3 separate regions of the Homo sapiens genome follow, and regions 2 and 3 are each linked to region 1. A link is a contact called in ENCODE Hi-C or POLR2A ChIA-PET data. All regions are on one chromosome and are shown on one strand. The core of a region is the stretch at or near the end of the contact, and the rest is flanking DNA. Distances in the headings are between cores, read along the strand shown. Region 1 holds the start of NDUFV3 (NADH:ubiquinone oxidoreductase subunit V3). Region 2 overlaps PKNOX1 (PBX/knotted 1 homeobox 1). Region 3 overlaps PKNOX1 (PBX/knotted 1 homeobox 1).

Region 1 (4,375 bases), core at 759-3,258:
GAGACGGGGTTTCACCATGTTGATCAGGTTGGTCTCGAGTTCCTGGCCTCAGGTTATCCACCCACCTTGGCTTCTCAAAGTACTGGCATTACAGGTGTGAGCTACCGCGCTTGGCTCTTCTTGTATTTTTAGTAGAGATGGGGTTTCACCATGTTGGTCTCGAATGCCTGACCTCAAATGATCCACCTGTCTTGGCCTCCCAAAGTACTGGGATTACAGGCATGAGCCACCTGCCAGGCCCTATGTTTCTTTCTGTAAAATGTTTTCTTATCCTTAGAAAATAGAGTAGAAGAAATACTATCTGGCCACTAAAATGATGTAGGTATATAAAAACTGCTTCAAAAGTGTCTACAATATAAATGTGATATTTTATATTATGCCAACTCACTCAGCATATACTCACTAAGGCCTATTAAGTGCTAGACAGTACAATGTTCTAGATGCTGGATACAGAACAGAGGTGCCTGTATGTGCACATATAAACATGAAAACGTGTATGTTCATGATTGTAAGCATGAGTACATGTGCTTATGTGAACATATAAAAGCTGATAGAAATCGTTAGGAACTAGATGCTTGAAGGAGTAATGGTAGACTGTCAATGAATTTCCCTATCTGTACTTTTAAATTATTCTGCAGGCTGAGGCACGAGAGTCGCTTAATCCCAGGGGGCAGAAGTTGCAGGGAGTTGAGATGGTGCCATTGCACTCCAGCCTGGGCCTGGGCAACAGAGTGAGGCTCTGTCTCAAAAAAAAATATATATATATTATATATTATATTATGATATATATTATATATAATATATAAATATATATTATATATTATATAAATATATAAATATATAATATATATTTATATAAACATATTATATATATTATATAATATATATTTATATAATATATTATATATTATATAAATATATAATATATATTTACATATTATATAAATATATATATAATATATATTTATATATAATATATATAATATGTATTTATATATATATATACACACACGCATATATATTCTGCAGGGAATAGTTACTGCTTTTGTAATAACAGCCATTTTAAAATTTGTAAGAGAGTGAAGTGGTCTTAGCCTTATTTTATTTATTTATTTATTCTGTCCCCCAGGCTGGAGTGCAGTGGTATGATCTCGGCTCACTGCAACCTCCGCGTCCCGGGTTCATGGGATCCTCCCACCTCAGCCTCCCGAGTAGCTGGGATTACAGGAATGCACCACCACGCCAGACTAATTTTTTGTATTTTTTAGAGACGGGGTTTCGACATGTTGGCCAGGCTAGTCTCGAACTCCTGAACTCAAGCGATCCGCCTGGCTCGGCCTTCCAAAGTACTGGGATTACAGGCAAAATCCCAAAGTGTCCGCGCCCGGCCTTGGCCTTAGCTTTTTATTTGCCGAAAAGAAAGCCCTTCTTCTCCTTTTCACAGGTCAGGTCATGTCAGCTGGCTTCTCAACGGCTGTCAGTAAGTTACCAAGTTAACCAGGTCCCTGAAAGTTCCCTCATTTCCTCTCTTGGCTAAATGGAGAAGTCACTGTCCTTCAGAGAAGCCGTGCGGGAGCCGCACAGCGGCTGACCCCAGCCGCGCGGCAGCATCACCTGGGAACGTCCACCCGAGTCTGCCGCCCAGGCATGCAGCCCTCGGGAGCGCCCGTCGGCACGGGGCACGCCAGCCTCGGCCTGGGCCTCGGGCAGCGGCGGCGGCGGACCGGCTCGGGGGAACCGCGGGACGCTCGCTGGCCACATCCGGGCCTGGCCCCGTGGCGGTCAGTCCTGGGCCCAGGGAGCGGGGTCAGCGGCCCAACTAGGACGGCTAGAGGTCGCGGACAGGCCCGGACCTGACCAGCACCGCGCCCCCTCACCCCATCCCCTACGTAGGCTCGGGGCCGCGCAGCCAGCCCAGGCTGGCTCCTCCTTTACCTTCAGCGCCCCGGCTCGTCCTTGCCGCAGCAAACACGGGGCAGCCATGGCGGTGACAGCGGGCGCACCAAGCAGGGCCACAGCAGCTGCGCGCGCACCCGCGCCTGAACAGCCGCCCCTTGGGCCGACTGCGCCAATTACAGGCCAGCTGGGGGCGGAGCAGAGGCCGTGGGTCTGCGCGCGCATCCCCAGTAGGGCTAAGTGCCTCCCTTGGGGCCACGCCCCGGATCGGGACCACCAATCACAGGCAGCAGCGTGAGGGACACGTCACCGGCTGGTGCCGATCCCTGTGCCCTGCGGGCGCCTGGGCGCTGTGGCGGGGGCGCGGCGGAGACCTGCGGGGGCTGCTGGGCACCCCTCTCAGGCGTCTGCGCTGGGCCGGCTTGCATGTCCACCCGAACGCTTCGCACTTCTTTGCCCTTGTCCTCGCAGCCTTAAATCTGCGACCTTCCCTGGGGGCACAGTCTGGTCCTACTTGATTGATAGTTCTGTGTTTTGAGAGGTTTTAAAGCTCTTCAGCTCGGGACCTCGGCGCCCACACCACGCGCCCAGCTCCCTCACCCTCTGTCGGCAACGCGGCCACCACTGCTCACTGCCCCTCCTGCATGGCCCCTGCCAACGCTAATACCAGAGTTAGGCCGATTGGAAATGGAAGCTTTGTTTCACCTAAATGTTTATTTAGCAAAGAGTTCGTCCCCAACGTTAGTCGTAATTGTGGAGTCGGTGTAATTAGTTATTAGCTTCTTTCTCTGCCTCTTCTCTGCCTTCCGCCGCGTGCCCAGAGCCCCATTCGCATTTCATCGGAGATGGACGTGCCACCTTCAGCTTCCACAGGGGAAGAGGCCCTGCCACAGTCATTTAAATGGATTGTGTAGGGATTCCTGACACAGCTAGCGATTCATTGAGGTGGCAAGATAAACTGGCGGAATGAGGCCTTTATCAAAGGCCTTTATCAAAGAGGAGTCTGCTATCAAGTAAATGCAAGGGCATCTGCCACCATCCACCCTGGGAGGCAAAAAGAATAACCTTAGATCTTAGGATAATCATGAGAAGGGATCCTTTGTCCCTAAAGGGAGAAAAAAAAATGCCAAAAGATTTTTTTTTTGTTTAAATTTTTTTTTTTTTTTTGAGACGGAGTCTTGCTCTGTAGCCCAGGCTGGCGTGCAGTGGCGCCATCTTGGCTCATTGCAAGCTCCGCCTCCCGGGTTCACGCCATTCTCTTGCCTCAGCCTCCCGAGTAGCTGGGACTACAGGCACCCGCCACCACGCCCGGCTAAATTTTTGTAATTTTTAGTAGAGACAGGGTTTCACCGTGTTAGCCAGGATGGTCTCCATCTCCTGACCTCGTGATCCACCCGTCTCGGCCTCCCAAAGCCCTGGGATTACAGGTGTGAGCCACTGTGCCTGGCCTAAATTTTTTTTTTTGAGACAGAGTCTTGCTCTGTTGCCCAGGCTGGAGTACAGTGGCACAATCTAGGCTCACTGCAAGCTCCACTTCCTAGGTTCAAGCGATTCTCCTCCCTCAGCCTCCTGAGTAGCTGGGACAACAGGCATGAGCCACCACGCCCGGCTAATTTTTGTATTTTTAGTAGCGACGGGGTTTCACCATGTTGGCCAGACTGGTCTCGAACTCCTGACCTCAAATGATCGCCCGCCTCGGCCTCCCAAAGTGCTGGGGTTACAGGCGTGAGCCACTACACCCGGCCAGATTTTTTTTTTCTTCACCACTAGGCTCATTCTGTTGTGTCCAGGGAAAAGGTCATGCTCGCCTTTGTGAGGTGTGCTTAATAATTCACAGCTTAGTAACAAATTTGGGGATCCTGATCTGGAATTGGAAGATCCACGTCACCCTCCTTCATGGACCTGGAGCTCCCCACTTCCACACCACCACCAGCGGGCACATGCGGCAGATGTTGACATCTTGCTGGAGTTGCAACACTCAAGAAGAAACAAAAAGAAAAGACCTCCTCTGGCGTGGTCACCGGCCAGGTTGGTAAAGGTGGGGTACCTATGGTTGAGGGGGCATGAACCATCTTGATTTTTTTTTTTTTTTTGAGACAGAATCTCACTCTGTTGCCCAGGCTAGAGTGCAGTGGCGCAGGGGCAATCTCGGCTTACTGCAACCTCCGCCTCCTGGGTTCAAGTGATTCTCTTGCCTCAGCCTCCCCAGTAGCTGGGATTACAGGCGCCGCCACCATGCCCATCTAATTTTTGTATTTTTAGTAGAGATAGTGTTTCACCATGTTGGTCAGGCTGGTTTGTAACTCTTGACCTCAAGTGATCTGCCTGCATCGGCCTCCCAAAGTGCTGGGATTACAGCCATGAGCCACTATGCTTAGCCATCTTGATGGTTTTTGAAGGAAGTGATTAGGGCCTCGAAAGGTAACTAGGGCAACCATGTGTGAGGCCAGTGCCTAAGACTAGAGGGAGCAGGAAGGCT
Region 2 (4,375 bases), core at 808-3,307, 120 kb before region 1:
CTCATGCTTGTTCTACCTGTGCCCCTATGTGGGCAGCACTCGCCCCCAAAGCCTTCCATAAAATGGCGCACGCACCTGGGAGTTCTGGATCCTAATTGTCCCAGGCGACAATGTCTGTGTGACCACTTGGCCTTGGGGAGTGACGACCGTGACAGGCTGATACACTGTGCCACCTCGAAAGGGAGAATAAAAATATGAGGCTGCTTTTAAGTCTCAATGATTTAAACCATTCTTCTTTTTTTTTTTTTTTTTTTTTTTGTAGAGACAGGGACATTGCTTTGTTGCCCAGGCTGGTCTCTAACTCCTGGCTTCAACTGATCCTCCTGCCTTGGCCTCCCAAAGTGCTGGAATTACAGATGTGAGGCACTGCGACCAGCCCTCTTCTTGATATACTTACAAAAGGAATAAAATCCCTGGTTTGATGAGCTTTTTAATCATTTCAAAAGATCAACAATCCTTTGCCAGTTGACTTGTCACTATAAAGTATCAAAACAAACTCCCTGGGTGGGCTACTCGGGCACCTGCAGCAGTGGGTGGGCAGGTGGGTGGGCGCTATGTGCCTGGCAGCCCACACAGCCCGGCTCACACACCACCAACTGACCTGGGGTGTGAGGGCTCCCTTCCTTTTGCTAGCCTCTGCTTTCTACTATTTCCTAAAATTAGCACATGTTAAGGATTTGGCCAAGGGTACTAAATAATAACTATTTTAATTCTAGTTATATTTTTGGATCAATGGTGCTTTTTTTTTTCCCACTGAGGTTTCCCTTTGTGCTATTATGTGAGGTCTTTGGTGTAAATTTCTACCCCTCCCTCTTTGCCGTGTCCCATTTCCATGATGCTTTGTGTTTTCAATGTTCTCTACGCATCAGGGAACTCTGGAATCTGTCCCTTTCCTGTAACGGTTTTGTTCTACAAGTAATACCAATGCTAAGACTGCATTTTTATTTGTCATCAATTAATGATAAAACTTAAGATTTTCACGGTGCTATTAAAAGCACAACAAAAAGCTATGTTATTTGAAAATGACAACTGGTTTTTGGTGTATATTTTCAATTCCTACATAAAACCTTTTTTCTTTCCAATATATTTTTGGTAGAGAAACAAAGAAACACAATCTGCATAAAATATTTGTTATTGAGTATTAACAAGAAAGAGGCATTCAGAGACCTCTAGCTTCTAACATTGCTATATTAGAAAATGGCATGAACTTGAAATTATATTTATACTGTCATTCTAACACACAGGACCATTTTCTGCAAAAACTCATGGAGAGTGTGTCCATTTTTCTGTCATCGTACCTGCCACCGTCGCCATGGCTACGTTTCCCTGCTGCAGCGCGGACGCCGGCACCACAATTCCCTGAGGGCTGATGGTGCCTGTGATGGCACTTTGAATCTGCTGCAAGTCAGAACACACATGTTGAAGGAATTACTAGAAAACGGAAAACCCATGTTTAAAACTTTAACATAAGTAGCATAATGACACCATTAAAAAAGGAAAGAGAAGCTTGAGGGAAAGAACATCCTCAGATGACGCGGCTTCAGAATGCACGCAGCACACACGGAAAGCAAGAGATGTTCAACTGTGTATTAAACACAACAAGCCAGCCTGCAACGTCAGCCTGCACTGTGGCTTCCAAAAGATTATCTTCATCTCACTGCCATATTCCACGTGCCTTACAGCCCAGGAGTATATCGAGGAAGACCCTGCTTTCTGATCACACATCTTTTTCATTAGACTTGGCTTGGTGGACTCTTGAGTTTTCCATGAACCAAGCTCTCCCTGACCGATAAGAGCATTCAAGAGATTATAGCACAGGCCTGGGAGGCACTAGAAGTGACCAGGGCTGAGGTATTCCAAGCTGTGCTGGGGAGTCAGCCCCTGGCACCCACCTTGACTCTTGACCCCGGCACGGACTAAGTGTGATCTTGGCTTTCCCCAGTGTTCTTGCTTGTACAGTGCTTGGAACTGTGCCCGGCCTACAGCGAGCCCCATGCAAATGTTTCTACATGCCCCATGGAGGACTCTATGCATCTGGGGTTAGATCCACATGGGCCACTTTATCCACTGACTGTGACGCCTGGGTGGGCAGCTGGCAGGGGAGAGGAGCCTCCAGTGCCGGGCCTGGCACACTCATGTGCCCTGACATGTGAGCAGTTACATAGCATAAGGGGACGCCACCCCAAGGCGGTGATTCTGTGGGCCATCATCGAGCGGAATGTGTAAGCTTAGTGGCTACGCTTAAAGCCTGCCACATTAATTAGGCTGTAATAAAAGTTAAGCTAGTCAAATCAATCATCCCAGCTTCCACCTTAAGATCTTAGAAAAAGAGGAACATCATGAACCGAAAGCAGAAGAAAGGAAATAATAAAGATCAAGGTGAAATCAATGAAACTGAAAACAGAAAAACAACCAAAAAAATCAATAAAACAAAATACTGTTCTTTGAAAATTACATAAACCTCTAGAAAGACTGACTAAAAAAAAAATAGAGACACAAAAGATCAATATCAGAAATAAAACAGGAAGAGATCACTATAGACCCTGCTAACACCAAAAGGCTATGAAGAGAATACTAGACCAACTCTAAACTCCTAAATTTAACATCTTAGGTGAAATAGATCAATTCTATTTCTCAAACATTTAAGAAATAACACCAAGTCTACATAATCTCCAGAAAAAAATAAGAGGAGGGAATACTTCCCAATCCATTTTATGTAAGTTTGTGTATTTTGATACCAAAACCAAAGACAGTATGAAAAACAAAACTATACACCAATATCCCTTACAAATATAGACAAAAATGCTGAACAAAATATTAGCCAATAGAATTCAAGAATACATATGAAAAGAATTATGTGCCATGGCCAAGTGGAGTTTATTCCAGGAATAGAAGGCTTGTTCAATATTCAAAAAACCAATCCATGTAATGTCCATTATTAACAGGCTAAAGAAGAAAAATCACATAATCATATCAATCAATGCTGGAAAAGCATTTAACAAAATTGAACAAAATAAAATCTCTCAGAAAAAAAGCAATATAGGATAACCTCCTTAACTTGATAAAGAGCATCTAGAAAGAAACCTGCAACCAACATCATCGACAGTGAGCGACTGAAAGGTGTCCCCTAAGGCGGTGACAAGGCAAGGATGTCTGCTCTTGCCACTCTTATTCGAGATGGCACAGGCCAGGAAAGGAAATGCTTGGGTATAATTCTAAAAACGCATGTACACAACTTATGTGTCAAAAACTACAAAGCACTGATGAATGAAATCAGAGTTGTCAATCAATGGAGAGACATGCCATACCTGTGGACTGGAAGACTTAATGCAGTAAAGATGTCAATTCTCCCCAGATTGATATACAGGTATAATACAATTCCTATCAAAATCTAAGCAAGATGTTTTTGTAGCTCTAGACAAGAGCATTCTAAAATTTATGTGGACAGGCAAAGGAACCAGAACAGCTAAACAATTTTGAAAAGGAATCACAGGGTGGGAGGAAACAATGTGCCCAGCTTTGAGAGTTATTCTATAGAGAAATCCACTCAAAATGGATCACGGATTTAAATGCAAAATGGACAACTATAAAACTTTTGAGGCCAGGCATGGTGGTTCACACTTGAGCCCAGGAGTTTGGGACAAGCCTGGGCAACATAGTGAGACCTTGTCTCTATTTAAAAACTTTTAGGAAAAAACTTAAGACGAAGTCTTTGGGACCTAGGGTTAGGCAAAGAGTTCTTAGACTTGACACCAAAAGAATGATCCATAAAAGGAAAACCTAATAAATTGAACTTTATTAAAATTAAAAAGGCTGGCTCTGAAAAAGACCTGTTAAGAGGATGAGAAAAATACTTAGCTACTATAGACTTGGAGAAAACACTTGCAAACCACATATCCAACAGAGAACTAGTATCTACAATAAGCAAAGAACTCTCAACACTCAGAAGTTAAAAAAAAATCCAACTAAAAAATGCGCAAAAGACGGCCAGGCGTGGTAGCTCATGCTTGTAATCCCAGCACTTTGGGAGGCCAAGGCGGGCGGATCACGAGGTCAGGAGATCGAGACCATCCTGGCTAATACGGTGAAACCCCGTCTCTACTAAAAATACAAAAAATTAGCCGGGTGTGGTGGCAGGCACCTGTAGTCCCAGCTACTCAGGAGGGTGAGGCAGGAGAATGGCATGAACCCAGGAGGCGGAGTTTGCAGTAAGCCGAGATCGCGCCACTGCACTCCAGCCTGGGTGATGGAGCGAGACTCTGTCTCAAAAAAAAAAAAAAAAAAAAGGCAAAAGACATAAGCAGCAGACATTTTATCAAAGAAAATACACAGAGGGTATAATAATGTTCAACATTATTAGCCATCAGGGAAATGA
Region 3 (4,375 bases), core at 1-2,500, 99 kb before region 1:
AGCCCAGACTGCACCACTGCACTCCAGGCCAGGCAACAGAACGAGACTCTGTTTCAAAAAAAAAAAAAAAGAAAAAAAAAGAGTTAACGAATACCAAATTTTAAAATATACTACAAAGCCACAGTAACAGCAAAAAAAAAAAAAAACAAAAAAAACAAAGTGGGTAACCATACAGGAACAGACCCACAGGCCAAGGGAGCAGGAGAAATAAGGCAGTAGACTTGCCAGGGCTTTTTAAATGCCAAAAATGCATAAAGTTTTAGAATTGTGAAAAAAAAAAAAAAGTTTTAGAATTGTGATGTTTTTACGAAAATCTCTTTGGACACAACCACTTCCACAAACTGAAGGTGCTGGTGGAACAGTCAACAGGAGTGGGGCCAGTCTCGCTCCCACCTAACCCTGCAGCAGGGCAACGTGGAGGCCCGGCCCAGCCACTCAAGGCGCCTGGAAGCTCGGCCCGCGAGTCCTGTTGATGTAGGCCCTGTGGAGGCGAGACGGACATTCGTTCAGTCAGCGTTTTGAGTGTCAGGAGAAGAATGGAGCTTCGTGAGGGGAGGAAAGGGGCAGTGAGGGCAGACAGAGCTGTGTCTACTACATGCCAAGGCCAGTGCATCCCCCAACTCTATGGCATTTCTCCCATCGAGACACGAGGTCTTTGTCCCTTCCTCTGCAATCCAGGCTGACCTAGTGACTCATTTGAGAACAAGAGAATGCAGTGGAAATGATGGTGTGCGACTCCAGAGCTGGGTTAGAAAAGGCAAGGAGGCTTCCATCTTGTTCATAGTGACACTCCGACTACCAGGAAGCCCCATGCTGTGAGGAACGCCCCCCTGACACTGCTATGAGAAAGCCCCCTAATGACATAAAGGAGACCCCCAGTGCTGAGGAAGCCCCCCAGTGCTGTGAGGAAGCTCGCAATGATATCAAAGAAGCCCCCAATGCTATTAGGGAGCCCCCGATACCGTGAGGAAGGCCCCCATTGCTGTGAGGAAGCCCCCCAGTGCTGTGAGAGAACCCCCCAGTGCTGTGAGGAAGCCCCCAATGCTATGAGGGAACCCCCCAGTGCTGTGAGGGAACCCCCAGTGCTGTGAAGACCTCCTCTAATCTGTGAAGAAGCCCAGGTCCTGTGGAGTCTGCACGTGTGCTCTGGTCAGTATCCCCAGCTCGTGTTCCAGCTGACGGATTTCAGAAAGCGCCTCCAGAAGATACCATTCCTCAGTCATTACGTCACCCCCAGCCGCTGAGTCGTCCCAGCTGAGGACTCAGACATCCTGGAGGAGAGACGGCCACTTCCTCTCCATATTCCTGGTCCACAGAATTTGTCCACATAATAAAATGGTTTTTTGCCACTAACAGTGTGACCGGGGGGTTCACACTAGCTGTGACCAGACTACTCTAGAAGACGCAGATAGGTTAGTTGTCCTTGTTTCCCTGTTGAGGACACAGATGTACCAGAGGTTGGGTGACTTCAATCTGTCCAGCTCCAAAGCCCTGCTATTTCTTCTACACAGCCTGACCTCTGACGATAAAATAATTGTGCTTCTAAGATAAGGTCGAACTCACAAGGACAGGACACTTGTCAACAATCTGTACAACTCTGGTGCCTGCAACAGTGAATTACATCAATTCAACCTATGAATTACGGCATTATTCAAAATGGGAAACACAGGGTGAGCTGATGAAGCAGCTGGCCCATGAGGCAAGCACCACGAAAGACGCTCAGCTGTGACCAGAATGCAGCTTCCGAAGCCACATGAGTGTAACATGCTCTGCAGGGTCTGAAGAAAGTGATGTCCTGTGGCTTATTTGTAGTAGTGCATCTCCAGCAAGAGCAAAGGTTTGGAAGCTGAGTGCAGTGGCATGATCCAGCTTGGCTGATAGAGCAAGATCCCATCTCAAAAAGTAGCTGTAAGTCAGTAAGTACATAAATAAATAAATAAGTTAAAATGTTATTACTAACAATTCACATACTAAAAACTGCCCAGGGTTTCTTTTTAGTTATTTTGTCTTTAGGATTTACCCTGCTAGGATGTACAATACAATTTGTTTTTTTGGTTTGTTTTTTTTTTTTTGAGACGGAGTCTCGCTCTGTCGCCCATGCTGGAGTGCAGTGGCACGATCTTGGCTCACCGCAAGCTCCGCCTCCGCCTCTGGGGTTCACGCCATTCTCCTGCCGCAGCCTCCCGAGTAGCTGGGACTACAGGTGCCCGCCACCATGCCCAGCTAAATTTTTTTGAATTTTTAGTAGAGACGGGATTTCACTGTGTTAGCCAGGATGGTCTCAATCTCCTGACCTCATGATCCTACTGCCTCGATCTCCCAAAGTGCTGGGACTACAGGCGTGAGCCACCACGCCTGGCCAATACAATTTGTTTTGAAGTCACTTGAAATAACTCCTCTCTGTATAGTTAAGCCACCAACTCAATTTGTGGTTTGGTTATTTTTATTCGTTTTGCTTTCAGGGTTTTTTTTTTTTCTTTTTTTGTAGAGATGGGGTCTGGCTGTTTCCAAGGCTGGTATCGAACTCTTGGCTTCAAGCGATCCTCCCACCTTGGCCTCACGAAATGCTGGGGTTACAGCTGTGAGTCACAGTGCTCGGCTGCTTTCAATTTTTAGAGACTACTTCCCCCCAACTTTTGACTTCATTTTATTTTAAAACTATATTAAAACATCCATATAGTTTTGACAAGGTTCAGGACATGCTACCCCAAAATGTGGCACCTGGGCACACTGAATATTTGAAGCTGAAAGAATTTGAGAAGCAGCTTGTGCAGGAACATCTCTCTGACCTTCCCCAACCCTTCTCTCCTGAGGCAGGTCACGAAACCTAGGAAGGACTTTCTGACCCTCACCCAAAGCAGGTGGTAAGACCCTCATGTGAGAAGTGCCCTCCGTATCTACGGGGGGAGGAAACATGCTGACCTCCAAAGAAGGATACAGAGAGAAATCTGAACAGACCTTGCTAAGTTTCCCCCAGTTCATTGCGTTTAGCTCACACTCCTCCTATCATAGTTCTCCATAGCTTTTCATTGCTCATCAAACCTAACACAAAACCACTCAGGTTTAACCATTTCCTTGGGTCATTTCCTTATAAAGGCTCCCATGTCATGTAAAACTTATATTACATAAATTTGTGTGCCTTTCTCTTTTGTAAATCTGTCTTCTGTTCCAGGAGCCCCAGCCAATGAACGTAAGATGGGTAGAAGGAAAACATCTTTCCTCCCCTAGAGTTCCATGATCAGTACTATAGCAGATATGGCCAGAAATCCAACTTATAACACTGCCCCTTCCCTACTCCACAGGGAACCCCATTTTTACTAGTCTGGGGGTTAGCACCTTTATCATAAGCCAGTCTTCATCTGCCTTCCTTAGATAAAAGGCTATACTCTACAAACAGTTCTGAGCCTCACTTTTTTCACTTGCTAAGGATGCATCCTAGCAGTGTGCTCCACTATGCAGACTGACCAGACCCCAGCTGTGAACATGGATGTTTCCAGGAAGCCACAGTGGATCGTTACTTATTATTTATTTATTTATTTATTCATTTATGACGGAGTCTTGCTCTGTCACCCGGGCTGGAGTGCAGTGGTGTGATCTCGGCTCACTGCAACCACCACCTGATTTCAAGCAATTCTCCTGCCTCAGCCACCCGAGTAGCTGGGATTACAGGCACACTGTGTCCGCTTATTATTATTATTTTTTTTTTTTTGAGACAGGGTCTGGCTCTGTTGCCCAGGCTGGAGTGCAATGGCACCATCTGGCTCACTGCAGCCTCGACCTCCCTCACTCAAGCAACCCTCCCACCTCAGCCCCGGAGTAGCTGGAACCACAGGCATGCACCACCACACCCGGTTTACTTTTGTATTTTTTGTAGAGACAGGGTTTTGCCATGTTGCCCAGGCTAGCCTCAAACTCCTGAGCTCAAGCAATCTGCCCTCCTTGGCCTTCTAAAGTGATGGGATTACAGGTGTGAGCCACCATGCCTGCCCATGATTATTAACTATGCCTGTAAATGATATGTTAATATCCCTCTATCTAATGCTTCCGCCTTGAGTTCAGCTTGTCTAACATTTTAAATCTGCTTTTTGGCTGGGGGCGGTGGCTCACGACTGTAATCCTAGCATTTTGGGAGGCTGAGGCAGGCAGATTACTTGAGGTCAGGAGTTCAAGACCAGCCTGGCCAACGTGGTGAAACCCCATCTCTACTAAAAATGCAAAAATTAGCCAGGCGTGGTAGCAGGCGCCTGTAATCCCAGCTACTCGGGAGGCTGAGACTTGAGAGAATCACTTGAACCCTGGAGGTGGAGGTCGCAGTGAAATCGAGATCACATCACTGCACTCCAGCCAGGGTGACAGAGTGAGACTGACTCAAAAA

The links. A loop is a pair of places that touch in the nucleus more often than their neighbours do. ChIA-PET counts read pairs that join two places held with the same protein, here RNA polymerase II (POLR2A).
Region 2: a map with no recorded cell type shows a loop between it and region 1 (2.2-fold over the local background). The contact joins the enhancer-like site here to the promoter of NDUFV3 in region 1. A Hi-C loop is called at or near these places in 1 of 37 single-sample maps with no recorded cell type. POLR2A ChIA-PET finds 5 or more read pairs at or near these places in 4 of 52 experiments (H1, K562, activated B cell and 1 more).
Region 3: a map of sigmoid colon shows a loop between it and region 1 (2.4-fold over the local background). The contact joins the enhancer-like site here to the promoter of NDUFV3 in region 1. A Hi-C loop is called at or near these places in 1 of 168 maps with a recorded cell type or tissue (sigmoid colon). POLR2A ChIA-PET finds 5 or more read pairs at or near these places in 13 of 52 experiments (AG04450, Caco-2, GM12878 and 9 more).

Annotation. Positions count from the first base shown.
Region 1 is chr21:42,890,942-42,895,316 of GRCh38, reverse strand. NDUFV3 (NADH:ubiquinone oxidoreductase subunit V3) reads right to left here and starts at 2,008. Exons shown (of 4, transcript NM_021075.4): 1 at 1,936-2,008. The coding sequence starts at 1,983. It also overlaps a transcript of WDR4 not described here. RefSeq lists silencers at 1,632-1,881, 2,222-2,521.
Region 2 is chr21:43,013,931-43,018,305 of GRCh38, reverse strand. It overlaps PKNOX1 (PBX/knotted 1 homeobox 1), which reads right to left. Exons shown (of 11, transcript NM_004571.5): 6 at 1,299-1,398; 7 at 76-173. Among named protein-coding and RNA genes, the nearest start is that of PKNOX1, 42 kb to the right of the region's middle. Within about 2 kb of position 2,057, at least 3 of the 41 ENCODE cell types and tissues checked have a DNase peak (open chromatin) inside an H3K27ac peak, as active enhancers do.
Region 3 is chr21:42,989,431-42,993,805 of GRCh38, reverse strand. The region is part of intron 1 of PKNOX1 (PBX/knotted 1 homeobox 1); the gene reads right to left. Among named protein-coding and RNA genes, the nearest start is that of PKNOX1, 17 kb to the right of the region's middle. RefSeq lists an enhancer at 824-1,347. Within about 2 kb of position 1,250, at least 11 of the 41 ENCODE cell types and tissues checked have a DNase peak (open chromatin) inside an H3K27ac peak, as active enhancers do.